3 separate regions of the Homo sapiens genome follow, and regions 2 and 3 are each linked to region 1. A link is a loop called in an ENCODE intact Hi-C map of the cell type or tissue named here. Cell type or tissue: PC-3. All regions are shown on one strand. Each heading gives the region's core, and the rest is flanking DNA. Links, peaks and the distances in the headings are about the cores only. Region 1 has its middle 110 kb from the start of CEP57L1. Region 2 has its middle 130 kb from the start of CD164. Region 3 holds the start of LOC124901530 (small nucleolar RNA U13).

The links. Hi-C counts contacts between places; a loop is a spot of excess contacts. Peaks named below come from ENCODE experiments on the same cell type or tissue, not always from the same donor. Only the 100,000 strongest peaks of a DNase experiment are listed, where the experiment ranks them.
Region 2: it touches region 1 in a loop (4-fold over the local background); 4 of 110 quality-filtered maps call a loop at or near these places.
Region 3: it touches region 1 in a loop (3-fold over the local background); 4 of 110 quality-filtered maps call a loop at or near these places.

The regions. Positions count from the first base shown.
Region 1 is chr6:109,199,582-109,209,978 of GRCh38, forward strand. It overlaps the pseudogene CCDC162P. Among named protein-coding and RNA genes, the nearest start is that of CEP57L1, 110 kb to the left of the region's middle. In PC-3, for the core only: no CTCF peak of the experiment used is centred there; a DNase peak (open chromatin) is centred at 5,060; H3K27ac peaks cover 3,486 bases.
Region 2 is chr6:109,246,742-109,257,138 of GRCh38, forward strand. It overlaps the pseudogene CCDC162P. Among named protein-coding and RNA genes, the nearest start is that of CD164, 130 kb to the right of the region's middle. RefSeq lists an enhancer at 4,206-4,984. In PC-3, for the core only: no CTCF peak of the experiment used is centred there; no DNase peak of the experiment used is centred there; H3K27ac peaks cover 2,158 bases.
Region 3 is chr6:109,289,405-109,299,801 of GRCh38, forward strand. It overlaps LOC124901530 (small nucleolar RNA U13), which reads right to left and starts at 1,954; the gene lies at 1,851-1,954. It also overlaps the pseudogene CCDC162P and the pseudogene PTCHD3P3. RefSeq lists an enhancer at 1,638-2,837. In PC-3, for the core only: no CTCF peak of the experiment used is centred there; a DNase peak (open chromatin) is centred at 4,817; H3K27ac peaks cover 4,062 bases.

The DNA.
Region 1 (10,397 bases), core at 1,533-9,532:
AACAGGAGAACTGAAACCTCAGCTGAAGCTCCTGCTCTCCCATTTCAGTATCCCATATGACGTAGAAGAGCTCTGGGACTCTGCTAAGGAAATGGAACTTTTTTCCTTGGTATTTGATACACTCTTTCTTAATACAAATATATGTGTTCATGAAAGAAAGCACTGGTATTTTCCACAAAGTTGCACCTTTTACTACCAACAATTGTTTCAAGAATGATCTTGTAAAGTAGTAATAGGTGAAATTTTGATTAGCAGTTGGGAAAACTTCCTCTGTAAGAGTAATGGGACTCAAATAGTGAACCCAGAAGGATTTCAGGACTTGTTTTTCTGCAGAACTTAAAGCAAAAGTAGTGTACAGTCTATAGTAGATGATGTAAAGATTTGGCAAATTTGCATGGCAGAGTTGTCAATTATCTAAAGCCCTCCAATTCTCAAAATATATTGCAATAGCTTTCCTTATTGACAAAATGCTTTATATTTAATAGAGGGTACATTGTGTAGTGATGTTTAAAGTCATGCAGTCTTCTCTGCTATAACACAGTGTTGTACTTCCTGAAATGAAAACAACTCATATTATCAAAAGCCATGTTAAAACTTGTTTCAAAGGGGGCCAGGCGTGTGGTTCATGCCTGTAATCCCAGCGCTTTGGGAGGCTGAAGCGGGGTATCACTTGAGCCCAGGATGGGCAGCATAGTGAAAACCTGTCTCAAAAAAAAAAAAAAAAAACTTGTTTGAATGAGAAAAATAGGACTATAGGTAGATAGCTTCAGATTTTTAAAAATATTTGAGATGGAGTCTTGCTCTGTCACCCAGGCTGGAGTGTAGTGGTGCAATCTCAGCTCAACGCAGTCTCCGCCTCCTGGGTCCAAGAGATTCTTCTGCCTCAGACACACCTGGCTAATTTTTGTATTTTTGGTAGAGATGGGGTTGCCATATTGGCCAGGCTGGTCTTGAACTCCTGGCCTCAGGTGATCTGCCCGCATTGGCCTCCCAAAGTGCTGGGATTACTGGCATGAGCCACCGCACCTGGCCAAGCTTCAGATTTATAATAACAAAAGTTTCAACAATAACGCTCTAACTGTATATTATTTGCAAGTGTATATATTTGATAGGTAAAAATAAGAGATTGATGGATCCAAACATGTAAAAATAAGATCTGAATAGTTTTGAATGCTCTTTACGTAAGAAGTAAGCTACCGTCTGTGCTATCACCATTTGCTTGAGTTTGAAATTCCACTTGCATTTCCATTTGTTCCAGCATAATTTTACCAGGATTTTGTGTGTGTGTGTGGGGTGGGGGGAGGTTGTTTTGTTTTGTTTTTAGACAGAGTCTCGGTCTGTCACCCAGGCTGGAGTACAGTGGTGCAATCTCAGCTCACTGCAACCACCACCTCCCAGGTTCAAGCAATTCTCCTGCCTCAGCCTCCCAAGTAGCTGGGATTACAGGCATGCGCCACCATGCCCAGCTAATTTTTGTATTTTTAGTAGAGACAGAGTTTCACTACATTGGCCAGGCTGACCTTGAACTCCTGACCTCAAGTGATCCACCGCCTCGGCCTCCCAAAGAGCTGGGATTACAGGCGTGAGCCACTGCGCCTGGCCCAGCATGATTTTTATTAGTATGTAACACAACCTCTTTAAGCTCACTGGAACCAGTGGTATCACATGTCTTCTTGTTTCCTTGAAGGTGATGATGTTTAGCTTTTGCCTTTCTTTTCATGCCACCAGCAGCACTGTCTCCAGCAGAGTGTTTCTGTGGGAGTGTCCTCCCCTTATTATCATCAAGGATTATGATAGGCAAAACACAGAATCAGAATATGATGGTGTTTAAGAAGAACCAAAATAAATGTAAGTTAATTATAGCCCAGGAGACTATTATTATTATTATTATTATTTTTTTTTTTTTTTTTTTTTTGAGACGGAGTCTTGCTTTGTTGCCCAGGCTGGAGTATAGTGGCACGATCTCTGCTCACTGCAAGCTCTGCCTCCTGAGTTCACGCCATTCTCCTGCCTCAGCCTCCTGAGTAGCTGGGACTACAGACGTCCACCACCATGCGCAGCTAATTTTTTGTATTTTTAGTAGAGATGGGGTTTCACCGTGTTAGCCAGGATGGTCTCGATCTCCTGACCTCGTGATCCACCCGCCTTGGCCTCCCAAAGTGCTAGGATTACAGGCATGAGCCACCACGCCCGGCCCAGGAGACTATTATTAATGATAAACAAGTGAACACAAGTCTGGCGGAGCACTCCAACAAAGCCATGTTGTTCCCAAAGAACAGCTTGTCTCCTTTTTATGATGATAATTTCCACTTTTAATTTTCTTATGATAGTATTATGTGAAATACTAATTGTGTTCCAAGATAACTAGTCACATTACATCAACTTTTTTGCCTAGGAAGAGTTCCTATGTTTAGGTGCTGTTTATTCTGATACTCTAATGCCTAAGAGCAGGGTCAGCAAACTACAGCCCCACTTGTTTTCTTAAAATAAAGTTGTTTTGGAATACAGCAGTCTTAGGTTCATTCAGGCTGCTATAACAAAATACCATAAACAGAGTGGCTTCTAAACAACAGAAATTTATTTCTTACAGTTCTGGAGGCTGGAAAGTTTAAGATCAAGGTAGTCTGATGTCTGGTGAGGACCCGCTTTCTGGCTCATATGTGGTGCCTTCTCGCTGTGTCCGCACATGGTAGAAGGGCAAGAGTCTCTCAGGCTTCTTTTATAAGGGCACTAATCCTATTCTTGAAGACTTCACCTTCATGACCCAATCACCTCCCCAAATTCCCATATCCTAATACCATCACTTTGTGGTTAGGATTTCAACACATGAATCTTGTGGGGACACAAACATTCAGACCCTAGCAACAGCCGTGCCTATTCATGTATGTATTTTCTATGGCTGCTTTCACACTACAACAGCAGACTTGAGTAGTTGTGACAGAGACCTTGTGGTCAATAAAGGCTAAAACACCTACTATCTGGCCCTTTAAGAAGTTTGCCAACCCAGTCATAGACCAGCACTGTCTCACTGAACTTCCAGAAGCAATGGATGTGTTCTGCCTTTGCACTGTCCCATGTTAACCACTAGTCACATACACTAATAGTTATCTGAGCACTTGGAATGTGGTTAGCACAACTCAAGAACTAGATTTCAAATTTTATTTAATTCTAATTAATTCATAATGTTAAACAGCCACATGTTGCTAGGGGCAACAGCATTGGATAGCACAACCTCAGAGGTAGTAGCATTATTACTAGAAGAATCTTCAGCTCTGTGACTCACAAATTTACTCACTCATTCCAGAAACCTTTGTTGAGGCCCTAGTATGTGTCAGCACTGTGGTAGTTTCTTACTGTGTGTGTACATGTGCACACATGAGTGGTAAAATAACATAACAAAATTTACCATTTTAGCCATTGGTAAGTGTTCGGTTCAGTGGCATTAAGTACATTCACATTGTTGTGTGGCCATCACCATGTGGTGAATTCTTGACATTCATAGTCTATGCCCTGAATGGGGCTCACCATGTAGTGAGGAAATCCTGACACAACGTGGCAAGTACAGTGATGAAGGTGCCACCACAGGGGCCCACACTGGAGGGGGAAGAAGGAATGTTCAGCATTTTGACAGTAGGAACCGATGTCGTAGAAAGCACTTGTAGCCTCAGTCTGAAAGTAAGCTATGAAGGGAATAGGTTGAGATGCCTTAAAGAGTTTAACAGGTTCTAGCATCGTCAGGCCTCTGAGAACAGGATTTATTTAATCCTTATTTAGTCTATAATAGTTTATTGGGTGGTCGGAAAAAGTGAATGCATTTTCAAAGGTGGACAATTTACTTCTCACTTATATTTAGGTTCCAGTTCAATATATATATATATAAATGCATTAATATATTTCCAATCTCTGGAGCAGACATTCAGAACAGGTAATACACACAATTATGGTAATGAGCTGACTGAGAACATGCGCCACACAAGTATGCCAATTTAAGGTCTTGTCACTATCACAGAGTTGTGTTTTATAAATTAGTTTGATTCCAAGGCTATTTCAAAGACAACCAGTAGCTGTTTTTGAAATTGCCCACTCTCTGAGACTTTTTTTCTGGATTCCACTTCTCACTTCATCCTGTTTAGGTTTCCCAAAAATTTCAAAGCGTCTTCATGGAGCAACAGAGATTGCAAATGTTTCCAGACTGTGAAGCTGGAATAGCTAAAGCAGATAATTTGGGTTTGGCAGGACCCAGAATGACCCTGAAAAAGAAAGCCAACTGGATTTCCTTCATAAAGGTAAAGAGACTTGTAGTGATAGTCATCTATCAGTGATGTCAGCAGTGTCACAGTGTCATCTAAGCAGGCTAGGCAACCTGGCAACAACAGGTTTATGTAGTCCCTGTTGTCCCCTCTCCTTAGTGCCCTCAGCAAACTGTCCTCTTTGACTAGGGGAGATGCTTCCCTGTCCTCAAGGGAGGCAACTCAGAGAACCTGGCCTTGTGTGCCACACTGTCCCAGCTTTTTGCCTGCCTTGGCTCTATATCGAAGTTTGCTATGCTAATCTGCCTTCTCTGAAGGTTCTCCAGATGCCAGTACCCCACTCTAATGGGCCCAAACTCCCTGCTTATTACTAATGATCTCAGATACTTGGCAAGAGCTAAGCTTACTATCCAAGGGTGTGATTGACTTGTGTAAATCCAACCATTGAGTCAAAAACTATTTATTTGGTACATATTGTATATCAGGTGTGGCCGTTCATGCTGGAGATACACAGTTCACAAACAATATGCAAGTAAGCAGACTAAATAAGATGATTTTAGGTAGTGCTAACTATGGTCAATTCTTGTTATTCAAGGTAGTTGTGTTCTGGAAAGTCACCAGGAACACTGAGTTAGCAAATATTGAATCGTTACCCCTAGGGGAAATAGAGTTAGTTCCTGTGAACCTCTCGTCGGAACACTCATCAATACATAACTGTTTTATGTGTGTTTCTGTTTAAAGACATCTTATTTAAAATATATTGTTGATTCATTAATATTGAACTAATGACTAACAGCACTATAATTCATGCCTGAATGAAGCTTATTTAACACATGTATTTTTTCCAAAAGGTACATCACACAGCCTTCTAATGCTTAGGAACATTAGACATTACTTTGGCACTACCCATGGGGACCATTTTCAACAGTAAAATGACCACCAAAAAGCACAAAAATGTGAAGAATGTGGCACTAAATGGACCACAAAAGGATCCTTGTTTGTAATATGCGAGCAGAAACAAGAAGGCAGAGTGTTGCCTTGTTCATACTGAATTGAGAATATGCCCATTGAGTGATTCAAATTTTTACCACCCTGCACACGCCTATGAGTGACTGTGAAAACTCTACTAGTATTGAGTTTTGAGTCACAAAAAATGTTAGATAGTAGGCAAAATCACAAACATGGAATCCACAAACAACAAGGATTGATTGTATCATGAAGAAAAGAAAAATCTTGGCCAGGTGCGGTGGCTCACGCCTGTAATCCCAGCACTTTGGGAGGCCAAGGTGGGCGGATCACGAGGTCAAGACATCGAGACCATCCTGGCCAACATGGTGAAACCCCCTCTCTACTAAAAAAAAAAATACAAAAATTAGCTGGGCGTGGTGGCATGAGCCTGTAGTCCCAGCTACTTGGGAGGCTGAGGCAGGAGAATCACTTGAACCTGGGAGGTGGAGGTTGCAGTGAGCTGAGATTGCGCCACTGCACTCCAGCCTAGCGACAGAGTGAGACTCCATCTAAAAATTAAAATAAAATCAAATAAATTTTGTATGACTGTTTTAGTCTATTCAGGCTGCTTTGACAAAATACCATAAACTGGGTAGCTTATAAAGAACAGAAATATATTTCTCACAGTTCTAGAGGCTGGGAAGTCCAAGATCGGGGGCCAGCATGGTCAAGTTCTGGAAGGTCCTCTTCCAGGCTACAGGCTTCTGCTTCTCCCTGTGTCCTCACATGGTGGAAGAAAAAAGCCAAGCTCCCTCAGGCCTCTTTTGTAAGGGCATGAATGCTGTTCATGAGGGCTCTACCATCATGATCTAATCACATCCCCAAATTCTATTACTAATGCCATCACCTTGGGGGTTAGGTTTCAACATTTAAATTTTAGAGGAACACATTCAGACCATAGGAGTGAATCAGGATGGACTGAGAGAAATCAAAGATTTCTCCTAGTTCCATCTAGTGCTTGAGGAACAAGGTAGTCTATGTAAGGGAAGCCAGACTTTCTGTTTTAGATTGTTACACTTGATATCCAAGAATAGATATCAAAGGAGTAGTTGGATATAATAGGCTGGAGTTTAGGGCTGAGATATAAATTTGAGTGTTAATGGTGTTTACAGCAACAGAACTTATTTTTGAAATACAGTTTATTAATATGAAAGATGTTTTAAATGTGGAGTCACATGGAGTCTGTGGGTGAACTTTCTTTTGCCCTGTAAATAAAGTGCAATGACCAACTCTGATGGATTTAGGGTCCCTGCTGCTTGTGGGTGGTATGGTGTCATCCCAGATAGATCTACTGCATCTTATAGTCCAGGCACCAACAGGAACTGGTGCTGCTGTCTCCTTCAATGGATCTGTGAACCCATGAAGACCCTTTCCAAAAGCTCACTTGTCCTAGCCAACCTAGCACCAAAGCCAGATACCATTTCAGAAGGTCCTTGAATCTCTTTGCTTGCAACTTTTATTGAGAATCATTCTGTTATGTTGTAACTTTATGTGAACATGTTTGTCCACTAGATCAAGCCAAAATGTGATCCATGGCAAAAGAAGCTTTTGACTAAATTAAAAGAACGGAGAAGAACAGATGCATTATTGCAACTCCAAGCAAAGTTTTTGAAGGTGAGAAAATAACCATGTTTCCATGTAGATGTTTTCTAAAATCATTCTCAAAATATGCAATTTTCTTTCCCTTTTTAAAAATGTTGGCATGGATTCACCATGACGGCTTTATTTGAAACTTTTTTTTTTTTTTGAGACAAGAGTCTTGCTCTGTCACCCAGGCTGGTGTGCAGTGGCGTGATCTCGGCTCACTGCAACCTCTGCCTCCTGGGCTCAAGCGATTCTCCTGCCTCAGCCTCCCTAGCAGCTGGGATTACAGGCGTGCACTACCATGCCCAGCTAATTTTTGTATTTTTAGTAGAGACGGGGTTTCACCATGTTGGCCAGGCTGGTCTCGAACTCTCGACCTCAAGTGATCTGCCCACCTCGGCCTCCCAAAATTGTAGGATTACAGGCGTGAGCCACCATGCCTGGCCTTATTTTAAACTTTCTAATCTAATTGCCACACTTTAAAAATCCTGTTAGCTTTCAGTAGAGAATAAAAAATTGTCAAAAAGCTGGACTTTAGGGCCAGGCACAGTGACTCATGTCTGTAATCCCAGCACTTTGGGAGGCCAAGGCAGGAGGATTGTTTGAGCCCAGGAGTTCAAGACCAGCGTAGGCAACAAAAAGAGACCCTGTCTCTACAAATTATTTTCTTTAAAAATTAGCCAGGTGTGGTGAAACACACCTGTAGTCCCAGCTACTCAGGAGGCTGAGGTGGGAGGATGGCTTGAGCCCAGGAGGTCAAGGTTTCAGTGAGCCATGATTGCATACTGCACTCCAGCCTGGGTGAGAGCGTGAGACTCTGTCTCAAACAACAATAACAACAACAAACAAAAACCAAAACCAAAACCCAAAAAACTGGATTTTAGTCCAGCTTTAACACCAACTCCCTGTGATATTTGTCTAGTCATGTAACCTCCTTGAGCCTTAGCTTCTTTATCTGTGAAACAAAATACTCAACTAAATTATTTTTTAAAATATTTTAATTGACAAAAATTGTACATAATTATAGGGTACAGAGTGATATTTTGATACATACAGTGTATAATTATCAAATCAAGGTAACTAGCATATCCATCTTCTCAAACATCTATTATTTATTTGCCCTGGGAATATTCAAAATCCCCTTTTCTAATTATTTGAAAATATACAATAAATTATTGTTAACTACAGTCACGTTACAGTGCTATGGAATGCAAGAACTTATTTTCCCTATCTACTGATAATTTTGTATCCTTTAAACAATCTCTCCCTATCCCACCCTCACCCTCTCAGCCTTAATAATCACTATTCTACTTTCTGCTTCTATGAGAACAACTTTTTTAGCTTGTGAAAATGGGTAAGAACATGTGGAGAACATGAGTAAGAACATGTGTTTACCTTTCAGTGCCTGGCTTATTTCACTTAACATTAAGTCCTCCAAGCTCATCAGTGTTGTTGCAAATGACAGGATCTCATTCTTTTTACGGCCAAATAGTATTCCACTGGGTATATATAACACATTTTCTTTATCCATTCATCTGTTAACGGATACTTTTATCTTGGTTATTGTGAATAGGGCTGCAATAAACATGGGAGTACAGATACCTGTTCAATATACTGATTTCCTTTTTTAAAAATTTATACACCATAGTGAGATTGCTGGATCATGTGGTAGTTCTAGTTATAGGTTTTAGAGGGACCTCCATACTTTTTTCAATAATGGCTATGGTAATTTATAAGTCCAACAGTGTATAAGAGTTGTCTTTTCTCTGCATCTTTGCCAGAATTTGATTTTTTTTGTCTTTTTGTTAATAGCCATTCTAACTGGAATGAGATTATATCACATTGTGGTTTTTGATTTGCATTTGATGATTAGTGATGTTGAGCATTTTTTCATATACTTGTTGGTCATTTGCATACTTTCTTTTGAGAAATATCCATTCAGGATAATTTTCCCATTTCTAGATCAGATTATTTGTGTGTGTGTGTGTGTGTGTGTGTGTGTGTGTGTGTTTAGTTTGAAATAATCCCACTTGTCTATTTTTGCTTTTGTTGTCTATGCTTTGGAGATTATATCCATAAAATATTTTCCCAGACCAATGTCCCGAAGTGTTTCTCCTTATAGTTTCTTCTAATAGTTTTATAGTTCAGAGTCTTATATTTAAATCTTTAATCCATTTTGAGTTGATTTTTGTATATGGAGAGAGAAGGGTCTTGTTTCATTTTTCTGCATATCCAGATATCCAGTTTATCCAGCACCATTTATTGAAGAGACTGTTCTTTCCCCAATGTATGTTTTTGGTGCCTTTGTTAAAAATCACTTGACTATAAATATGAGGATTTATTTCTGGGTTCTCTATTCTGTTTCATTGATCCATGTACCTGTTTTTATGCCAGTACCATGCTGCTTTAGTTACAGTATATTTATAGTATATTTTGAAGTCAGATAATGTGATGCCACCAGCTTTGTTCTTTTTGATCAGGATTACTTTGGTTGTTTGGGTCTTTTGTGGTTCCGTACACATTTTAGGATTATTTTTTCTATTTCTGTGAAGAATGTCAGTGGTGTTTTGATAGGGATTGCTTTGAATCTGTGGATCAATTTGGGCATGGTCATTTTTAACAATATTAATCTTTTCAATCTATGAACATGGTATTTCTTTCCATTTTTTGTGTTTTCTTCCATTTCTTTCATTGGTACTTCGTAGTTTTTATTGTAGAGATCTTTCACCTGTGTGATTAATTTTATTCCTACATAATATTTTTTATAGCTATTGAAAATGTAATTGCTTTCTTGGTTCCTTTTTCAGCTAGTTTGTTATTGGTGTATAGAAATGCCAATAATTTTTGTATGTTGATTTTGTATCCTGAAATTTTACTAAATTTGTCTGTCAGTTCTAAGAGTTTTTGGCAAAGTCTTTAGGTTTTTCCACATATAAGATCACATTGTCTTCAAAAAGACAATTTGACTTCCTTTTTTCCAATTTGAATGCCCTTTGTTTTTAGTTTTGCCTAGTTGCTCTGGCTAGGACTTCTAGTACAGTGTCAAATTGTAGTGGGGAAAGTAGGCACATTTATATTGTTCCAACTATTAGAGGAAAACCTTTCAACTTTTCCTCATAATGTTAGTTGTAGGTTTGTCGTATGTAGACTTTATAGTGCTGAGGTAAATTTCTTCTATGCCTAATTTGTTGAGAGTTTTTATCATGAAGGGATGTTGAATTTTATCAAATGCTTTTTCTGTGCCTATTGAAATGATCATGTATTTTTGTTCTTCATTCTCTTTGTGTGATGTATCAAGTTTATTGAGTTGTGTATATTGAATCATCCTTGGATCCCTGGGATAAATCTCACTTGATCATGGTGTATTAATCTTTTGGTGCGCTGTTGGGTTTGGTTTACTACTGTTTTGTTGAAGATTTTTGCATCTATGTTCATCAGGAATATCAGCCTGTAGTTTTCTTTTTTGTTGTTCTGTCCTTGTCTGGGTTTTGTATTAGGGTAATATTGGCCTTGTAGAATGAATTTGGAAGAATTCCCTCCTTTTCATGTTTTTGG
Region 2 (10,397 bases), core at 911-8,910, 47 kb after region 1:
TTCCAATTCTGTGAAGAAAGTCATTGGTAGCTTGATGGGGATGGCATTGAATCTGTAAATTACCTTGGGCAGTATGGCCATTTTCACGATATTGATTCTTCCTACCCATGAGCATGGAATGTTCTTCCATTTGTTTGTATCCTCTTTTATTTCCTTGAGCAGTGGTTTGTAGTTCTCCTTGAAGAGGTCCTTCACATCCCTTGTAAGTTGGATTCCTAGGTATTCTATTCTCTTTGAAGCAATTGTGAATGGGAGTTCACTCATGATTTGGGTCTCTGTTTGTCTGTTATTGGTGTATAAGAATGCTTGTGATTTTTGTACATTGATTTTGTATCCTGAGACTTTGCTGAAGTTGCTTATCAGCTTAAGGAGATTTTGGGCTGAGACAATGGGGTTTTCTAGATATACAATCATGTCGTCTGCAAACAGGGACAATTTGACTTCCTCTTTTCCTAATTGAATACCCTTTATTTCCTTCTCCTGCCTAATTGCCCTGGCCAGAACTTCCAACACTATGTTGAATAGGAGTGGTGAGAGAGGGCATCCCTGTCTTGTGCCAGTTTTCAAAGGGAATGCTTCCAGTTTTTGCCCATTCAGTATGATGTTGGCTGTGGGTTTGTCATAGATAGCTCTTATTATTTTGAAATATGTCCCATCAATACCTAATTTATTGAGAGTTTTTAGCATGAAGGGTTGTTGAATTTTGTCAAAGGCTTTTTCTGCATCTATTGAGATAATCATGTGGTTTTTGTCTTTGGCTCTGTTTATATGCTGGATTACATTTATTGATTTGCGTATATTGAACCAGCCTTGCATCCCAGGGATGAAGCCCACTTGATCATGGTGGATAAGGTTTTTGATGTGCTGCTGGATTCGTTTTGCCAGTATTTTATTGAGGATTTTTGCATCAATGTTCATCAAGGATATTGGTCTAAAATTCTCTTTTTTGGTTGTGTCTCTGCCCGGCTTTGGTATCAGAATGATGCTGGCCTCATAAAATGAGTTAGGGAGGATTCCCTCTTTTTCTATTGATTGGAATAGTTTCAGAAGGAATGGTACCAGTTCCTCCTTGTACCTCTGATAGAATTCGGCTGTGAATCCATCTGGTCCTGGACTCTTTTTGGTTGGTAAACTATTGATTATTGCCACAATTTCAGCTCCTGTTATTGGTCTGTTCAGAGATTCAACTTCTTCCTGGTTTAGTCTTGGGAGAGTGTATGTGTCGAGGAATTTATCCATTTCTTCTAGATTTTCTAGTTTATTTGCGTAGAGGTGTTTGTAGTATTCTCTGATGGTAGTTTGTATTTCTGTGGGATCGGTGGTGATATCCCCTTTATCATTTTTTATGGTGTCTATTTGATTCTTCTCTCTTTTTTTCTTTATTAGTTTTGCTAGCGGTCTATCAATTTTGTTGATCCTTTCAAAAAACCAGCTCCTGGATTCATTAATTTTTTGAAGGGTTTTTTTGTGTCTCTATTTCCTTCAGTTCTGCTCTGATTTTAGTTATTTCTTGCCTTCTGCTAGCTTTTGAATGTGTTTGCTCTTGCTTTTCTAGTTCTTTTAGTTGTGATGTTAGGGTGTCAATTTTGGATCTTTCCTGCTTTCTCTTGTGGGCATTTAGTGCTATAAATTTCCCTCTACACACTGCTTTGAATGCGTCCCAGAGATTCTGGTATGTTGTGTCTTTGTTCTCGTTGGTTTCAAAGAACATCTTTATTTCTGCCTTCATTTTGTTATGTATCCAGTAGTCATTCAGGAGCAGGTTGTTCAGTTTCCATGTAGTTGAGTGGTTTTGAGTGAGATTCTTAATCCTGAGTTCTAGTTTGATTGCACTGTGGTCTGAGAGATAGTTTGTTATAATCTCTGTTCTTTTACATTTGCTGAAGAGAGCTTTACTTCCAAGTATGTGGTCAATTTTGGAATAGGTGTGGTGTGGTGCTGAAAAAAATGTATATTCTGTTGATTTGGGGTGGAGAGTTCTGTAGATGTCTATTAGGTCCGCTTGGTGCAGAGCTGAGTTCAATTCCTGGGTATCCTTGTTGACTTTCTGTCTCGTTGATCTGTCTAATGTTGACAGTGGGGTATTAAAGTCTCCCATTATTAATGTGTGGGAGTCTAAGTCTCTTCGTAGGTCACTTAGGACTTGCTTTATGAATCTGGGTGCTCCTGTATTGGGTGCATATATATTTAGGATAGTTAGCTCTTCTTGTTGAATTGATCCCTTTACCATTATGTAATGGCCTTCTTTGTCTCTTTTGATCTTTGTTGGTTTAAAGTCTGTTTTATCAGAGACTAGGATTGCAACCCCTGCCTTTTTTTGTTTTCCATTTGCTTGGTGGATCTTCCTCCATCCTTTTATTTTGAGCCTATGTGTGTCTCTGCACGTTAGATGGGTTTCCTGAATACAGCACACTGATGGGTCTTGACTCTTTATCCAATTTACCAGTCTGTGTCTTTTAATTGGAGCATTTAGTCCATTTACATTTAAAGTTAATATTGTTATGTGTGAATTTGATCCTGTCATTATGATGTTAGCTGGTGATTTTGCTCGTTAGTTGATGCAGTTTCTTCCTAGTCTCGATGGTCTTTACATTTTGGCATGATTTTGCAGTGGCTGGTACCGGTTGTTCCTTTCCATGTTTAGTGCTTCCTTCAGGAGCTCTTTTAGGGCAGGCCTGGTGGTGACAAAATCTCTCAGCATTTGCTTGTCTGTAAAGTATTTTATTTCTCCTTCACTTATGAAGTTTAGTTTGGCTGGATATGAAATTCTGGGTTGAAAATTCTTTTCTTTAAGAATGTTGAATATTGGCCCCCACTCTCTTCTGGCTTGTAGGGTTTCTGCCGAGAGATCCGCTGTTAGTCTGATGGGCTTCCCTTTGAGGGTAACCCGACCTTTCTCTCTGGCTGCCCTTAACATTTTTTCCTTCATTTCAACTTTGGTGAATCTGACAATTATGTGTCTTGGAGTTGCTCTTCTCGAGGAGTATCTTTGTGGCGTTCTCTGTATTTCCTGAATCTGAACGTTGGCCTGCCTTGCTAGATTGGGGAAGTTCTCCTGGATAATATCCTGCAGAGTGTTTTCCAACTTGGTTCCATTCTCCCTGTCACTTTCAGGTACACCAATCAGACGTAGATTTGGTCTTTTCACATAGTCTCATATTTATTGGAGGCTTTGCTCATTTCTTTTTATTCTTTTTTCTCTAAACTTCCCTTCTTGCTTCATTTCATTCATTTCATCTTCCATTGCTGATACCCTTTCTTCCAGTTGATCGCATCGGCTCCTGAGGCTTCTGCATTCTTCACGTAGTTCTTGAGCCTTGGTTTTCAGCTCCATCAGCTCCTTTAAGCACTTCTCTGTATTGGTTATTCTAGTTATACATTCTTCTAAATTTTTTTCAAAGTTTTCAACTTCTTTGCCTTTGGTTTGAATGTCCTCCCGTAGCTCAGAGTAATTTGATTGTCTGAAGCCTTCTTCTCTCAGCTCGTCAAAGTCATTCTCCATCCAGCTTTGTTCCGTTGCTGGTGAGCAACTGTGTTCCTCTGGAGGAGGAGAGGCGCTCTGCGTTTTAGAGTTTCCAGTTTTTCTGTTCTGTTTTTTCCCCATCTTTGTGGTTTTATCTACTTTTGGTCTTTGATGATGGTGATGTACAGATGGGTTTTTGGTGTGGATGTTCTTTCTGTTCGTTAGTTTTCCTTCTAACAGACAGGACCCTCAGCTGCAGGTCTGTTGGAATACCCTGCCGTGTGAGGTGTCAGTGTGCCCCTGCTGGGGGGTGCCTCCCAGTTAGGCTGCTCGGGGGTCAGGGGTCAGGGACCCACTTGAGGAGGCAGTCTGCCCGTTCTCAGATCTCCAGCTGCGTGCTGGGAGAACCACTGCTCTCTTCAAAGCTGTCGGACAGGGACATTTAAGTCTGCAGAGGTTACTGCTGTCTTTTTGTTTGTCTGTGCCCTGCCCCCAGAGGTGGAGCCTACAGAGGCAGGCAGGCCTCCTTGAGCTGTGGTGGGCTCCGCCCAGTTCGAGCTTCCCGGCTGCTTTGTTTACCTAAGCAAGCCTGGGCAATGGCGGGCGCCCCTCCCCCAGCCTCGCTGCTGCCTTGCAGTTTGATCTCAGACTGCTGTGCTAGCAATCAGCGAGACTCCGTGGGCGTAGGACCCTCCGAGCCAGGTGCGGGATATCATCTCGTCGTGCGCCGTTTTTTAAGCCGGTCCGAAAGGCGCAATATTCGGGTGGGAGTGACCCGATTTTCCAGGTGCGTCTGTCACCCCTTTCTTTGACTCGGAAAGGGAACTCCCTGACCCCTTGCGCTTCCCAAGTGAGGCAATGCCTCGCCCTGCTTCTGCTCGCGCACGGTGCGTGCACCCACTGACCTGCGCCCACTGTCTGGCACTCCCTAGTGAGATGAACCCAGTACCTCAGATGGAAATGCAGAAATCACCCGTCTTCTGCGTCGCTCACGCTGGGAGCTGTAGACCGGAGCTGTTCCTATTCGGCCATCTTGGCTCCTCTTCCCTTTTTTTTTATTTTTTAGTAGAGACAAGATTTCACCATGTTAGCCAGGATGGTCTCAATGTCCTGACCTCGTGATCCACCCGCCTCAGCCTCCCAAAGTGCTGGGATTACAGGCGTGAGCCATCATGCCCGGCCTAGGCATGAATTTTAAACAGCACCCCCACTTTCTGTACTCTCTCTCCCTACCTTCCCTTTCAATGCCTCTGGGCCTCCTTTGGAGGCGCCCGGCAGGACTCAATGGCAATAGAAGAGGAGGAAGGCAGAGAAGACTGAAAAACGAACCAATTTCTCCACACTTCATCTTAGGATTCATTCTGTGGTAAGGTGTCGGGATTGTCCACTAGTTCCTTCTATGGTAAATGAAACTATTTTGACTTAAAAACATTTGGTGAAAATATCTCCCTCATTTCTATCCTGAGAATAAATTCCCTGTAGAAACTGAGCTATCAGTGCGAAAAGTGTAAAATATGGCCAAGTCAGAAATTTTGTCAAAAGAGCCTATTTTTAATGGATAAGCCAGATTTCTATCTAAAGTAGTTGATTTGCCCTGGTACTATTTCTACAGCCAAGTTTCCTCAGCTGTTTTTGATTGTTAAATATATTGGTATCACTAGGGTTAAGAATTGCTTGAACATATTGGGTTCTTTTAAATCCTTAAAATAACCATATTATGTATGAAGGCTCATAAAATTAGAGCTGGTAGAAACTTAGGTAGATCAAGGGATTCTTAGAAAAGTCAGTTATCAGCTGTACCAGCTCCAAAGTGACACTGTACCATCTGCTAAGTCTTTCTACAGCTACTGAAGGACACATGTACTGGATAAAAAGATCATTCCTTAGAAAAGCCAAAAAGAAAATTTCCTGTGCTAAGTTGGGTCTAGCAAAGATTTTCTGTTTTGCACTTTCATTTGACCTAAAATACTATTTTAGAAGTTTTTTAAATCCCAGAAATAAAAAATTTGAAGTAAAAAGAATATAAACACAGTAAGGTTTGAGATTATTTATTTTGTCTATTTTCCCATTTTCTCCAATATTTTGTGCTTACCATCAGCATGCATCACATATTTTCTTGCCTGAGAGTTGGCCCTTGACACACACAGGTGACATTTGACAGACTGGGAAGACTTCTTAAACAAATACCAGCCCAGAGTTGAAATGGAAATGGGCCAGTTAGCAAACAGATAATAAATAGAACCCATGAGGCAGAAAGATCTTGGCCCCATCCCTGTTGGGAAAGAATTCATAATAAAATTATGCAACGGTCTGAGAGCCTCTCGAGGTTGAGCACAAAGCTTGAAGAAGCTTCATCAATTTAAAAAGAGAGCCACAGTTTCTTTCCCCACAGTTAGGTTTACCAGATAAAATAGTGCAATATTTGGGACATACTTATACTAAAAAAGTATTTTTTTTTTGAAATTCAAATTTGACTAAATGTTCTATATTTTTACTTGCTAAATCTGACAGCCCTATCAATAACAATAAAATGGCAATTTAGCATGGGCCTCTACAATCTGGTATCATCAGGTTGGAATCACCACCCAGAACCTTTCCTCCACCCCCAACTCCCCACAAACTCCTCCTGCTAAATAACCAAACAATTGGACTCTTTGTGCAAAAACAGGTCAAGGAAGTATAAATACGATAAATCAGCTTCTGGGATTGCCCTGGCCCAGCTAAAAAAGGTTCAAGTGAGTCCAGAATGGTTAGGGAAGTAATTGTTTCTTTCCTAATCTTCACCTGGGGCTACTGAGGGACACCCTTCTTACCCCCATCCAGTCATTCTTCCTTCATTTCTGTGTTGTCTTCTGCTATGTAATAATTGAGCGTTATTATAGAGCAGAGGTTGGTGGATGGAACAAGGTAACCAAGATCACTCAGCTGGCCTCATTTTCCCTAGGGCTCATTTAAAGGCAAGGATGGTCTCCACCTTCCCTCACTTTGCACTCTTGATGTGTGAGTTTCTGACTTGTGAAGCATCTCTGTGACCTGAGCTTTTAGTTTCCTTTGGTGTTTCCCTTTTCATACTAAGGTTGATCCAAGGTCCCTTATACCCAAAGGATAGCCTACAAAACCAGGTGCTGAATAAAGTGCTTCAGGCTCTTCCTCCTTGAGCCTTAGCATTGGGTCTCCATAATAAAGTATCTCTTAATAAAGCAGTATTTGATTCCTAGTGTGCTATTCATTCTCAAGGGTTCAACTCTTTTGTGTAGAGGAGGAAAAACTTTTTCCTCTGCCTTCTTAGATTGAGTGCCTGGGCCCTGAAAATGAAACTGACAAAAGACAGATTAACAGGAGAAGGGATTTATTATGTACTGTACACATCAGAGCTACTTATCTTGCCCTAGGGTCCCAATTGGGAATTCCAACCCAGTGATCTCTGAAGAGCATTTTCTGATTAGCATCATGATTAATCACACACAAATAGAATTTACACACAGAACAGGAATTCCTTAAGCTCACAGACAAATGTAAAAGCAAAATCAACAGGCATCTCTTTCTGAATTCCCACACTAAGAACCCTCTTCAGCAGTTAGTGTCTGGAAGCTTTTCTGGGTTTTTAGAAAAGACTTGTGAACTCCACTAAAACAGATGCTCCACTGGGGTTTTGGACACTTGATGTCTTGGAGAGTTCTGTTTATAAGGCCCAACCTAGAGGAGTTGAGTCTGGGATAAATCACTTTGTATATAGGAAGCACATTTACCCTCAGCCTTCCATTCTACCACCTGTATCATTTTTGTGTAGGTGAAGTATGAACAAACTATTAAAGAGGAGGAGTCAAAAGCGGGGCTGAGACTGTAGAAGTCAGGCGACCACCTACCTAGCTTTGGTGATGGAATAAAATGGAAGAAGGAGAATGAGTCCTTGGAGAAAGGTGTTGGAGATAAATACATTTAAGTGTCTTAATGTGTTGTCTCATTGGAGCTAATAATTATTATATATGATAATTACATAACCCCTTTTTATTTGTGGAGACCAGAGGAAGAGGGGATGGAAGCAGGAACTCAAACTCAAGTCTAGGTCTGGCTCCAAAGCATGTGTTCTTTCCCTTTCCCTCTCTAACTCTGTCTGTAGGTTTACTAGCTGCACTGCATTGTATTGGTACTGCATCTGCCCACAGTACGATGGGGCCTCCCGTCGCTCTGCTGGGCCCCAAGGCTGCCTCTGCTGATCCCTGACTACCAACCTTATTTGCAGCTTCTTGACAGTTACTTTGAAGCCTACCAGCACACGTTGGACCCTGAGGAGAGGTTTACCTTAGCACAAGTGATGACGGACATCGTGCACCGACGCCCGAGGTTTGATCTCAGCCACCCCTATTTCATTAAGGCCTACCAAGAGGAATGCACCTGCCTGAGGCTTCACCTGCAGTTAGTGAGGGGCATCCTCAACCAGCAGGTGAGTGTAGTTGGGTTTTAAAAGACTGCATGTGAGAAGAGGATGGAAAACACAGGCCAGAAATGAAAATAGTGTTTTCCTTCCATTGCAGATCTGGAATCTGTGTTTTCTAGGCCAGCATGTACAGCAGACTTATTTGTAAGCTCATTTGCATTGTTGAAATCCCAGTATAACTATGGTCTTAAAGAGAGATTTCCGCCCCTAATTAGAGTTAATAGTCCACAAGGAATTGATGACCTTAGTTTTCATTAGATCGCGAAGTTTATTTGTAGTGAAAGGAGAACTAATGATATATCTTTTTGACATTAATGTATAAAATTGTGTTTATTTTTTAAAAAGTGTGATTATTTTTGGGACACTGAAAGAAACCATCATATTGTATGTCCTCTAGGGAAACGCTAATGGCTTGAAGCAAACAAGAGACAAAGGATTATTGCCACCTGGTTGAAATTTTTTCCATGTAGTCAACTATTTAACAGAAAGATTTCTCTTTTGCTTCTTAAAATTGTCTGAAGTCAGTTGCCTTTGCTTCCCTTGGCTGTCTGGCTCAGACTGAGAAACCAGCCCATTGCAAAAGAGTCTTCAAAACAATGTCGGGGTGAAAATTAGTCAAATGATGAAGAGACACAAAGGGACAAAATCCTTCTCATGTCAAGGCTTATAACTCATGGCCGTGGGAAAGTTTAACTTTTCTAATTTTAATATTTATGCTACATTTTTAGATAGAACGTCAGCGGGAGTATGTCCAGAGGCTTTGGCGAGAGGATCATCTGGACAATAGCAATACATTTGGACTTCCCCTTAATATAGTTTGCAAACAACTTATTTCCATCAACAATAGCTGGTAAGTTGATGTTGTCTTTAGACATTTTACATGTGATCTTCTAGATTAATTAAGGGTAGAGTGTTAAATCTCAGTACTACTCTATAAAGCACTTCTCAAGTGCTTGGGGGAGATGAAAGAAGTAGGTACAAAGGCCACGAAGGAGGGATTCCCTTGTATATTGAATATCTGTTTGTTTTGTGAATAATAAAGAATAGGAGGCTAGAATTTAAGCATATGCCACTGGGTACAGAATCATTATTCTCTTGAAAAGGCCTGGGGAAAAAGCAGTTACTCTTGAGATGCTGTCAGGATTTAACCAGATGCACCACACGAGCCTACACATATAAAACTTGGATGTGCTTAAAAGCTTCTTAAAAAGGAATTTAAGTGTACTAAAGAGGTTTCTGCAGATTTGCCTTGGAGGGTCACAGCAGAGTTAAATTTAAGGAACAGAGTTAAATTTCCTGTGACCACTCAGAGAGGGTACACACTTTGTCACCCCCTAGATAGGCAGCATAACCATCTACCTCATTCCCTTTTAACCTTTGAGGGTAGAGGAAAGTGGGAAGCAGGTGACAAGCCCCAGGTTGATCTGCGTGGCTCTAGATCATAATCTCTCAATTGCCTCCAAATGGGTGGAGAAATTACATACTTCCTTTCAACAACCAACAGATATTTGTTTAGCACACAGATATGAACAACACAGGCATGGTTCTATGTTCCTGTGAGGTATACAGTCCAACAGTAAAGGCAGACTTTGTGTAAGAAATTGCCATAATGGGTTATGGTATTATCTTGGGAGCAGGCAGGGCATCACGGGACCAAATAGGGGAGATTCTCATTTTTTGAGAAAGAGCCCCGGGCTCAAAACTCTGCATTTTCCCCATAGACCTTCCACAGGACTGATTTCTTCTCTGTAATAAACTTGAGACACCAGCTGTGTGTGTGCAGCTTGCTATGGCAAACATTTACTGTTCAGGAAATGGTTTTTGGCAGAACAGGCTAGGGTTATATGGATACTAAAACCTGCCAGAATAGTCTCAAAAGCAAGTATTATTTGCTTGGTGAGATTCCTTTCCAGACTTTAGGCTGTTTTTTGTTTTTTGTTTTTTTTTTTAAAGATTCGGGACTAAGAAAGATACCATTTGCATCAATGTAAAGGGAGTTACAATGTTCTTCAGTTCTGTGTAGGTATAGAAGGACCCTCGACTTGTGCTGAACCCTTTATATCTAAAGAAATAACCCACAGATGAGTTTTTTTTTTTTGCTTCTGGCCTCATCCATTTATGAAATATAACACCCTTACAGTCAATTTGAATGATTCCAGCAGTTACATACAGCATTTAAAAATTGTCTTTGTCCATTAACATTCTAGGAGAGCAGAGATAAAGATTCAGATGAAAAATAGAAACTAATAACCATGGAAATTATTTGTTTTTTATGTAGTCACTTTTGAGCTATTTTGTTATATATTTGAGTAAATATTGATTATTGACAGTTTTGCTGTATAGTCTTTTTTTTTTTTTTTTTGAGACGGAGTCTCTCTCTGTCACCCAGGCTGGAGTGCAGTGGCGCAATCTCGGCTCACTGCAGGCTCCGCCTCCCGGTTCACGCCATTCTCCTGCCTCAGCCCCCTGCGTAGCTGGGACTATAGGCGCCCGCCA
Region 3 (10,397 bases), core at 1,170-9,169, 89 kb after region 1:
GCATGGTTGCAGGCACCTGTAATCCCAGCTACTCGGGAGGCTGAGGCAGGAGAATCGCTTGAACCTGGGTGGCGGAGGTTGCAGTGAGCCGAGATCGTGCCACTGCACTGCAGCCTGGGTGACACAGCGAGACTCGCCTTAAAAAAAAAAAAAAAAAGAAAGAAAGTCAGATTAAGTACCAAATACAGTAGAGCAAACCCAGCTGTGAGGCAAGGACCCCATCAAGTAGTCATGCAGTGCTTTTGTTAGGGTTCTCGGAGCAAGTCTTCCTCATCCCTCCCACATCCTCCTGACCTCCCTGTAAACCTGAACTACCAGGTACCTCGATTTTCTTCAAGGCCAGACTGTTCTTAATGTTGCTAAATTGGTTGAGGGAATGGGTGAGCCATCTTGCTCTGCACGTTGTCCTCAGGGTGCTCTTCAGGCAGTTCAGCAGCCACATGGCTTTGGACTGCAGGAGGAACTGGCCCATTACCTAGGCCAGTTACATCCCAAGATGTGTCCTCCAAAGAAGCCGATCAGACAGAGGGATGCTCACTGTGGTTGTAGCTCAGGTCGAACGTTTTGTCCACTTGCCAGACATCCAGGAACGGGTTGGAGGACACACAGAGCCTCTTGTACCTCACGCACACCTGCTCGTACTGGATCTGGCTTCCGTTTCCCTGTGCCACACGTAGATCCTGCACCGTGCTGTCCAATTTACTGACTTTGCAAAGATGTCCGGTTCCAGCAGTGGGTTGCTGTGGGAGCCCACCAGAATCCAGGTGAAATTGGCCTGAGTGCACCTCCTGGAGGTGGAGAGGCGGTAGGAATCGTTGGTGGTGAAATAGCCCTGCACAAAGCGTCTCTCCGCCTTGGCCGGGCTCCCCACCGGGATGCACTGCTCCTGCAGATCTTCCTCTTCGTCCTTGGGAAGGTGAAGGAAGCCGGCGCCCAGCACGGCCGTCAGCATCATGGGCGCCAGCAGGAAGATCCAGGGGTGCGCGTCCACCTGCCACCTCGGCCACTGGAAGAAGAGCGGCGCCTCCAGGCAGTCGGTGTGGCAGTGGCGCCAGCAGACGGGGTCTCCGGGGTTTCCACCTCTGGCAGGGGTGCGTTGTCCCCCTCCAACGCCGGGGATGGCTGTGGCCCCTGCCCCTGCCCCAGCGACGGCCGCCGCTCCGAGGGCTGCCCTGAAGCCCCGCCCGGCAGCGATTCCAGTTCCTGATCCCACTCCGGGACCTCCCCGGCCCCGAACCTTGTGACGTCGAGCTAAGCTCTGTCTGGGACCCCTGCGGCCTCTTGGAGCCTGGCCCCGGCCCCGGCTTCCCCTCTGACTCGGACTCCGGTTTCAGCTCTGACCCCGGCCAGACCCCGGCCAGACCCAGGCCCCGTTGCCCAGTCACGCTTCCTGGACGGCGACTCAGTCTTGGGGTCCAGCTGCGCCACGACCTTAGAGGAGCTGAAGCCCATTTCCGGGAAGCACAGGCGGCGTTCTCACTCGACACAGCCGGTGAAGAAGCAGCTGCTGGCGGAGCTGCCACCTCTGCCCTATCCAACGGCTTCCTGGAGAAATTCTAGGGGAGCCTGTGTGAGCGCGCCTGGAGCAGAGGCGGCGTGGGGAGCACGTGGTTGGCCCTGTCGCTTAACTAATCTGAAATGTGTTGGTGGCATGCTTGGCCTCTCAGGAGGTTCAGCAAATACAACGAACACTTCTTCAAGGCCATCAAATGCGTGCCTGTTCTGTGGGACTCGCAATGTATTGGGAGAATTTGAGTGTTTCTCCCCACAACACATAAACGGCACAGAAATTCCACGTGTCGTGAGTAACAGATTTTACCTTTCTTGCAGTCCACCCAGTAGCAGTTTGAGGTCAGACAGGTAATGCGACGACGTTGTAACAAGGTTCGAGAATAGCACATCTCACACACACGTGTGAACACCCAATCATCAGGCTCATGAACTACAAAAGAATCCTCAAGCCTTTTAAATAAACTTCCACTCCTGCTCTGAAAAAAACAAAAACAAAAACAGGCTAAAACGGTAAATTTTGTGTTATGCATATTTTACCACAATTTCTTAATGGAGGGGAAAAGATGGCAATGTCATTGGGACAAAGGGATATGGAGGGAGATGAGAAATCACAGCTCAGAAGCCTCAGCTGTGAATTTCTTCCACCAGCCTCCCAACAAGGCTCAGGTGCTTCTTGTTGGGCGTCCTCTGCACTGTCATAGGCTTCCATTAGCCATGCTGCTACCACAGTGTCATGGTTCCCAGCTGCCTCTGGAAGGTAGGAGCATGGAGGGGAGAGGCTGTCTTCATTTTGTATCCAAGGTGTGCACCTCTGACTTTGACCCTGGTTGAAAGGGAGGGTATGTGTGTATTAGGGGTGGGGGTTGGGGAAATAGGCCATCAGGAAAGGGAGGGAGTTCCAGCAGTGGCCTTTAATTTGATCATGAAATAGCAGACCATGTCATCATCTGCTGGCAGGAATTTGGTATGGGGGCCTTAAAGAAGGCTTGGAATTATGAAACAAGAAGATGGGCACGAGAGCTGATCAAAGGAAAGGAAAAGGATTGTTCCAGGGTGACATACCTCAGGCTGGAAACCATTTCCATCAGTATAATTAGCAGTGTGATTTCCTCCAGCTGTGCTTAGCAGCATGACATCAGAAACAGCAAGCTGAGTGGTTGGAGGGACCCAGAACTGGGGCTTTGATAGGTAGGTGGGTTGTGAGTACAAAGCAGCAGAGAATTGAAGGTGCTGGGGAGAGAGTGGTTCGCATGCTTGACTGTGAGATCCAGTCTGGGTAGGGAAGGGAGTGAGGTCAGAAAGGAGCTGACAGATGGAAGGGGAGACCAGAGGACTGGATGATGTCAAGGGACCTATTTTGGGGGAATAAAGGAAGGGAAGTTTAGTGAGAGTGGATGACTCAGAAAACTGGAGGAATAAAATATGGAGCTGGGAAAGTTAAGACTTTGGAGGTGATATGGTTTCAGAGGATAATAAAGTCTTGGGTGTGGCCCAGAAGTGGTCAGCTGAAGGGGAATGAAAGGGGACAGTGTTGAGCAGGTTGGGGAACTGCCAGGCCAGATAATTGGCAGGCCATCCACAAGGGGCAGGGGCAAGTCTGCTTGTGGGGCTGAGAACCAGGCTATGCTTCATGTACTGAGCACCTAAAGCTTTCTGCAGTCATCTCTGCTCTTCTCAGCCGACGGCTGCTCACTGCAGGCAGGACTGGAAATGGCAGGAAATAACAGATAAGAAGTAAAGGATAGCACTTGGTAGACAGCCCAGTGGCTCCAGGGACACATGTGCTTCTCAGAGGCCAAGGAAGGACTGGTTCAGTCCTTGCTGCTAGCAGCACCTGCCAGCATGTGGATTGCAGTCCCATGTGCCTGGATGCAGACCCTGCAACTTTTTAGTTTTGATATTCATTGTTACCTCTGGGCAGGAATGAGCATGGTGAACTGAATAATAGAGATGAGACTGGATTACGCTGGTTTTGATCTGTTTCAGGACAGGAATTGTTTGACTTTGTGGTTGCTAAAAGAAAGGCAATTCTCCAAACTAAGACCATACTTTATTCCTGAGTTTAGAATTAACTGATTAAAATCCTGAGACTTATGTTTATTGTAGCACTATTCACAACAACCAAGATATAGAATCAACCTAATAACCCACAAATCAGTCATTTGCAGCAGCACGGATGCACCAAGGATTTTCCACCAAAAAAAACAAGGCATTGATAAATGTAAAATTAATCAATTTTAATTATTTAAATTAAATAAATTAATTAAATATAAATAAATAAATTAAATAAATAATTTAATCAAATTTAATTATTTAAAATTAATCATCAGGATGGTGGTTCATCTGGGGGCCACCAGGGAAGTGCACATCAGGCTTCAAGGGTGCTGGCAACATTCCTTTTCTCAGGCCAGGTGGTGTGTACCTACCTGGGCTTGTTTGAATCCTTAAACCAGACATATATGGACAATATATTTGTATATAAACCTGCAACAAAGAGATGACTAAACGAAGAGATGACTAACCTTATTAAGAAATAATATGGTATTTAGAGGAGAAGAAAGAAGGAAAAGAAGACCAGAAGCTGGAGAACCTGGCAACAAATGTGATGTCAAGGCAAGAGGAAGCAGAGCCTGGTTCTGGAGCCCAGATTCTACAGTGGGACAGATAGATGTGCATTTGAATTCTTTTTTGTTTGTTTGTTTTGTTTTGTTTTGATACAGAGTCCTGCTCTGTCACCCAGGCTGGAGTGCAGTGGTGCGATCTCCGCTCACTGCAAGCTCTGCCTTCCAGGTTCACGCCATTCTCCTGCCTCAGCCTCCTGAGTCGCTGGGACTACATGCGCCTGCCACCGAGTCCGGTTAATTTTTTGTATTTTTAGTAGAGATGGAGTTTCACCGTGTTAGCTAGGATGGTCTCGATCTCCTGACCTCGTGATCCACCCACCTCAGCCTCCCAAAGAGATATTCATTTGAATTCTAACTTTGTCTTTTCGGAGCTGGGTAGATCTCCATAACCTCTCAGGGCATCAATTTCCTCAGTTGTGAAAGAGGAACAAAAATAGATCCATCCTGAGGTTGCCAGGTGAATTAAGTGACATAATATATGTACCACCTAGTGTGGTGCTGGCCATCTAATTCATGGCCTTCCTGTCCTTTCTTACCATGCCTTTTCCCTCCCTCCATCCCCACTCCTTCCCCCACACAGCTCTGGCTAAAATCAGCCTAACTGCTCTTCTTCCTGTTGAGTTATTTATAAACTGGCCACCTGGGAGTGGCATGAAAAGGGCTGCTGCCCTGGGGCGTGGATGCTGGGCCTATGGTGACAGGCCTGTGTGACGGAGGGTGGTGATTCAACAGGGTCATTCATGATGCCTCTTGTTTAGAGGGCAATGCGTGCTATGGGTCCTTTTTTCTAACACTTGCAGAAGATTTCAGCCCCGGCCACGATGTTTGCTGTCAGCGGATGGAAAAGTCTTCCTCAATTGATGGTTCATACCCCATTCTTCTGAAGTGCTGGTTATGTTCAAAACTCTGCCAGAAAAGGTTTGTATTTTTTTGCATGTGTGCCAGAATGGAAACTGGCTGGTTTTTGTCTCACAGTTAAACGTATCAATTCCAGAGAACATCCCTTCTTTTATTCAGACATCTAACTACTGAAATCTTTTCACAGCAGCCTTTTCTGCTTTATTATAATTTGTCTTGGGCCTCACTATGCTTTGATTTCTCTTTCTCCCTGGTCACTAATGAACATTAGTTCAAGCCTCTGACATTTCTTATTAATCTTCAATTTCTTTCCAACCCTTCCAAAAAACCCCACTGGTGCTCTGAAGTTAATGAGAGGTTGAGATCACACTTGTAACTTAGGGTTACTGTTTTCTGAGGGGTGCTCTGTGTAACTCACTTACTGATTAAGGGCAATGTTGGTAACAATTTTTTTAAAAAAGAAAACACAGAAACACATAAAACATAAGTATTTGCTAAAGAAATAAAATACAATGTTGAAAATGGCATTTGGGAATATTCTGATTTTTCTTTGTAAGTGAAATCTTGTTTAGCAACCTTGGTTTCTTACCCCTACTTTCATTGAAGAAGTTTCAGACTTTTATTTTTAAAATATGGAAATACTACCTTCTGCAGTTAGATCATAATTTTTCACTTTTCCTCCACTTGGACATTGATACATAAGATCCATGGTTTGATTTTCAGTCATGTGTTGGTTTAAACAATGTTGATAAATATCTATACCTTGCTTACAGGTATTCTCTCAAGATTGTTGTCTGAATATGAGTCCCTTCTATGAATTGATTTGTGACCCTTGTAATTCATTGACGGCCATACAAACATTTTGATGTGTTCATGGCCTTCAGTGACTTTAAACAAAGAAACACATTGCTTTAACCCCCCACAGGGGTTCCCTTGTCCAAGGGCATGTAACCTTGGTTCATCAATAGGTTTATTGTTCTTTTTCTGATATTATCCTGTATATACTGTGACAATGTTTATGGAAATATTCTTGTTTAAAGATATCATCCCCATTCAGTGTTCATATATTTTTATATGCCTCTTAGAAACTTCCTAAAACGTATTTCCTTGTATTAATTTTATCCACAGGCAGCTTTTAAAGCCTTAAAGCGAACTCTACAACTGATAGCTCCTCTGCATGATATCGTGGCCTACCTTGTCAGTTTTGCTAAGCTTGGCAATTGTCCAGCATGTTTTGAATTTCCTCGAAGTCCCAACCCTTTGAGAGGTGACTGGGGAGGAACTGAGGGCATTGGTGAGTGATTAAAGGTGATTCAAATCACCTTCAATATTCACTGGAAGTTCTATGAAGCTCTTAATACTTGGAAAGACAGAACTACAATATACTCTCATAAATGACAGCAATCAGAAGGGCAAAGGAAAAGTCCAAACTGTCTTATAGACTGTCTCCACACTGCACAGCTATCTGTTTGATTCCACATTCACGGGCTATACCCCAAAGTGCACCAAGTTGGGAGTCTGGAGGCCTGGTTCTTACTCTGCCTCTGCCACTTGGTTACTGAAAGCTGGGTACTTTACTCTCTGGGTCTCTGCTTGTCCATCTATAAAATGGGGTGATAGTATCTGTCTCATAAAAATGTTCTGTGGATTGAAATTTATGTAAAAATTCTAGGATATATAAGCCCCCATTAAATATTAGTTTTCTTTCGTTCCCGTTTCCTTCCTGGCCTTCATAAACTCACATGGCAAGGTCAGAGCCAATCACTCCCTATTAAGAAGCTTGTAAACAGCCCTTGGTTAGCTATCAATGACCTAAAAGTCTTTGTGGTAAGAATGATTGAGGCTGTAGTTTTATACGCCCAGTGCTCATCAGCACAGGTTATATTATAAGATAAACACATGAGGTGAATTAAAGACACTAAAATGTTTACTAAGCTACATTTATCAGAATCAGGGAAAGTAATCTTGCCTTAATAATGTGACTACCATCCAAATAATGTCACTGGTCATGTAAATATAAATTAATAGCAAAATACTATAGTAGCCAGGGATTTTAAAGAAGAAGAGCCTACGAAATGAGGCAATATGCCTATTTAAACCTAATTGCTCTTAAAACAAATGTCAGAGAATCTGAGGATATTCCCCTGTGGCTGGTTGGTGCATAAAGGAAATACATTTGTGGGAGACCTTGGAGCTGGTGGCAGGTATATTTGCATTGTGCTAAGGAACACTGAAGGGCTCTGTAAACATTTAGATGTAGACATAGGGAAGGGCATGAGTGCTGATCTGGGAGGAGGATAATGCCTGTGTCTAGGAGTGGCAGGATGAAGGGAGAATGGTAGTGGTGCCGCCTCAGCAGAAGGCACAGAATTGTTGCAGGCTAATGAGCTCTCAGAGTGACTCACAAGTCTTCAACATAAGCATCCGATTAAAGAAGCTCCAAAGCACTCTTAGGTCCTTTCCTTTTACTAGTTTGGGGACTGTTGTAAATGGGGCTTACTCAGAAAATAAGCTAAGACACTCTTCGGAGAGCTGTTGGATGTCAGGAGGGTGTGGGGGCTGAGCTTTAGCTAACGCACAGGAAGAAGGAGTGTGGCCAAGAGAAATGTCCTGCCTGCCGTTGAGATGGGGAGGCAGGTGTTACATGGAGATGAGATAGAACCGAGAGAGCCAGAGCCATGTTTCCTGGTGAAGTCACTACTTAGGAAGTCCTACAGCAGCTGGGAGTAAAGGGCGCCCCCAGGCAAAATCTGCAGGGAGGTGATCTGGGGTGCTTCCCAGACTGGACAGGAGTGGACTTGGATCAGTGTAGAAAATAGGAGGGACAGTCCTAGCAACATAAGAAAAGGACACTGGCGAAAGCAGCAGGCAGAACTGCACGTGGCCAGTCCAGAGTAGTGAACCTACCTGTGAACGAACCATGAGTATGGCTCTGAGGAACAATGGGAAATGAGGCCAAGTTGAGGACCTAGAATTCAGGAAGAAGGGAATTGTTTTCTTGCCATTTCTGCATTGTGAACCCAGAAACCATTGAGATATGTGGGGCCCAGGCTTTCTGAAGCATGCAGAGAGGCCCACATTGTCATGTTACACATTTGTGCTCCAGGGAAAATGTACAGTTTTGCATGCTCTGCTTTGCTCAAAATAAAGAGCAAACTTAAAAAAATATATATCCCCTCCAAGATAATCTTTTTAAAAAGACTAGGCTGCTTAGTTCCTGGCCTGTTTCCCAGAGGAGGCAAGAAGAACTAAGGGAAAAGATGAAATGAGAGTCTGTTTCTTTAAGCCATCTCAGAACAATTTAGAGTTCGTTCTAAATTGTTAGTTCTAATTTTTAGTTAGTTCAAATTACTTTTGTGGATTTGTATGCTTTAAAGTATTTTTAAAACAAATCTTGAGGGAAACTCAAGATTTCAGCTTTTGGTCCTCCCCTTGACTGACGAAAACAGCTCTTAGACACTGTGGACCAGCTCTGTGGATACAGCCAATTCTCTCCTTCCCTGAAAGCCAGTAACTCCCTTTGAAGTCCACGTGAAGCAGAGGATGTAATCAGAATGTGGACGTTTACACTGTGACTTCCTTTGCAAAGGATAAGGAGGCCAATTAAAGCCCAAATACTTCACACTGAACTTAGGGTTTCAGGAACTCTCTAGACAAACGAGGAATGAAGTGTACGAGCTCTGAGTCTTCATGCAGAGACAGGGCCACTGTGACTCCTCTCTCTCTCCCTCTCTCTCTGGCTGCCTGGCTGTCTGTCTTCTCTGACTTCCCAAACAGGACCCTCTTGGGAAAGACATGAGCAAAGGCTCCTTTCCCAATGTTTCCTGGCACAGGGTTCACCCTAGCCTCACCACCATCGCTGCCTGCAACAACCCTCTGCCCTGTCCCCACCGCCAGGCTGCTTGTCCTGCCACCTCCCCTCCCACCAAGCCTCTTGACTCCACAAAGGAAGGAAAGTCAGAATGAGGATTTAAAGATCAGTAAAATAACAAAGGAAAGGCAGTCCTGCCTCCACATCTGTATTTTAATGATAATACTACATATCAACATACAACAATTTTGCTGGGAAGCGATCACCTGCCAGTAGTATATAAATGATGGAAATGACAGAAAAAAAAATCACCTGTAAGCCAGCCACTCTAACAAGTGAAATAATTTTATTTATCTTTACTCCCTTCTAGCCCATGCCCAAATATATTCCATATTTACATTTTACCCAGCTTTAACCATAAGGTATGTGTAATTTTATATTCTCCTTTTTTCATTGTCGTTGCAGAGGATTAGAAAAATTTCCCCTGGTTACTGCATAGCCTGATAGAGTATATTACTTTTAGACCGAACACACTAGGCCTTGAACAAATGAGGCTCCCTGACCACCTCTCCTCCTTCCCACCACCACAAAAGTTCTTGCACAATTCACTCTAATATGACTCTTTTTCTGGTGAACTCTTCAGTCCAATAGAACTATCAGATTTAGAGGAGTCATAAAAGAGTTTGCTGATTGGACTCTATTATTTGGGGCTGGAAACAAAAATAAAACACATTTTTTATTGTATAAAACAGCAAATGGATATGAAATCTGATCTGCTCATCTGTTCTTAAAGCCAAGAGCACATGTTATACATGTTAGCAACCGTTCTCAGCCCTGGATCTGCCTGATCAGGCTCTCATGGACAGCTTCCCCCTCCCACAACTCTCTGCTTTCTGCTTTCTTAGTCGGTAGATGCTGGAGCCCAGTACTTGGCTAGGGAGGAAAGAAGGCTGCTTGCATGTGGACCAGCTGTCAAGATAGAGCATCTCCAGAAATGCCCTGTGGGCTTCCTGTCTCACTCCTGCCTTGGACTGCACGTCGAGGCATTGTGATCAGTTTTCACAATCCTAATAACAGGGATGTCCTCTCAGGGTAGAAAACGATCACTATGTTCACAGGGATATTTCAGACCAGCTGACATTCTGGTAGCCCTGTAAGTGTGAGCCCAGCCATGTTCCCCAAGGGCTCATCACTTTCCACTGTGCTATCCTGTTCTGACTAGCTCCTTCTCTATGCCAGTAACTAGGATATACATACTTAGATGCTAGGATGGTCATCCAGACTCAGGCTGGGTTCCACATCCCAGCACTGAGTGACCCACAGGCCCCTAAGTTAGATTTTTACCCAAAATGAATACAAATCTATGTATATGTAGCCTACTCTTGCAGTAAGGGTCTAAGAAATAAGGCAAATATGGATCCCTCACATTTACTCCTAAAATGACTAGAATCTCCTAGAGGGATATGTATGCATATGTATATGCATGTGTATGTATACATATGTGTGCATATCTTTATATATACACATATGCACATGTGTTTTTTACTTGCTTTGGATGGTCTTGAGTCTTCTTTAATCCATGAGCCAGTGAC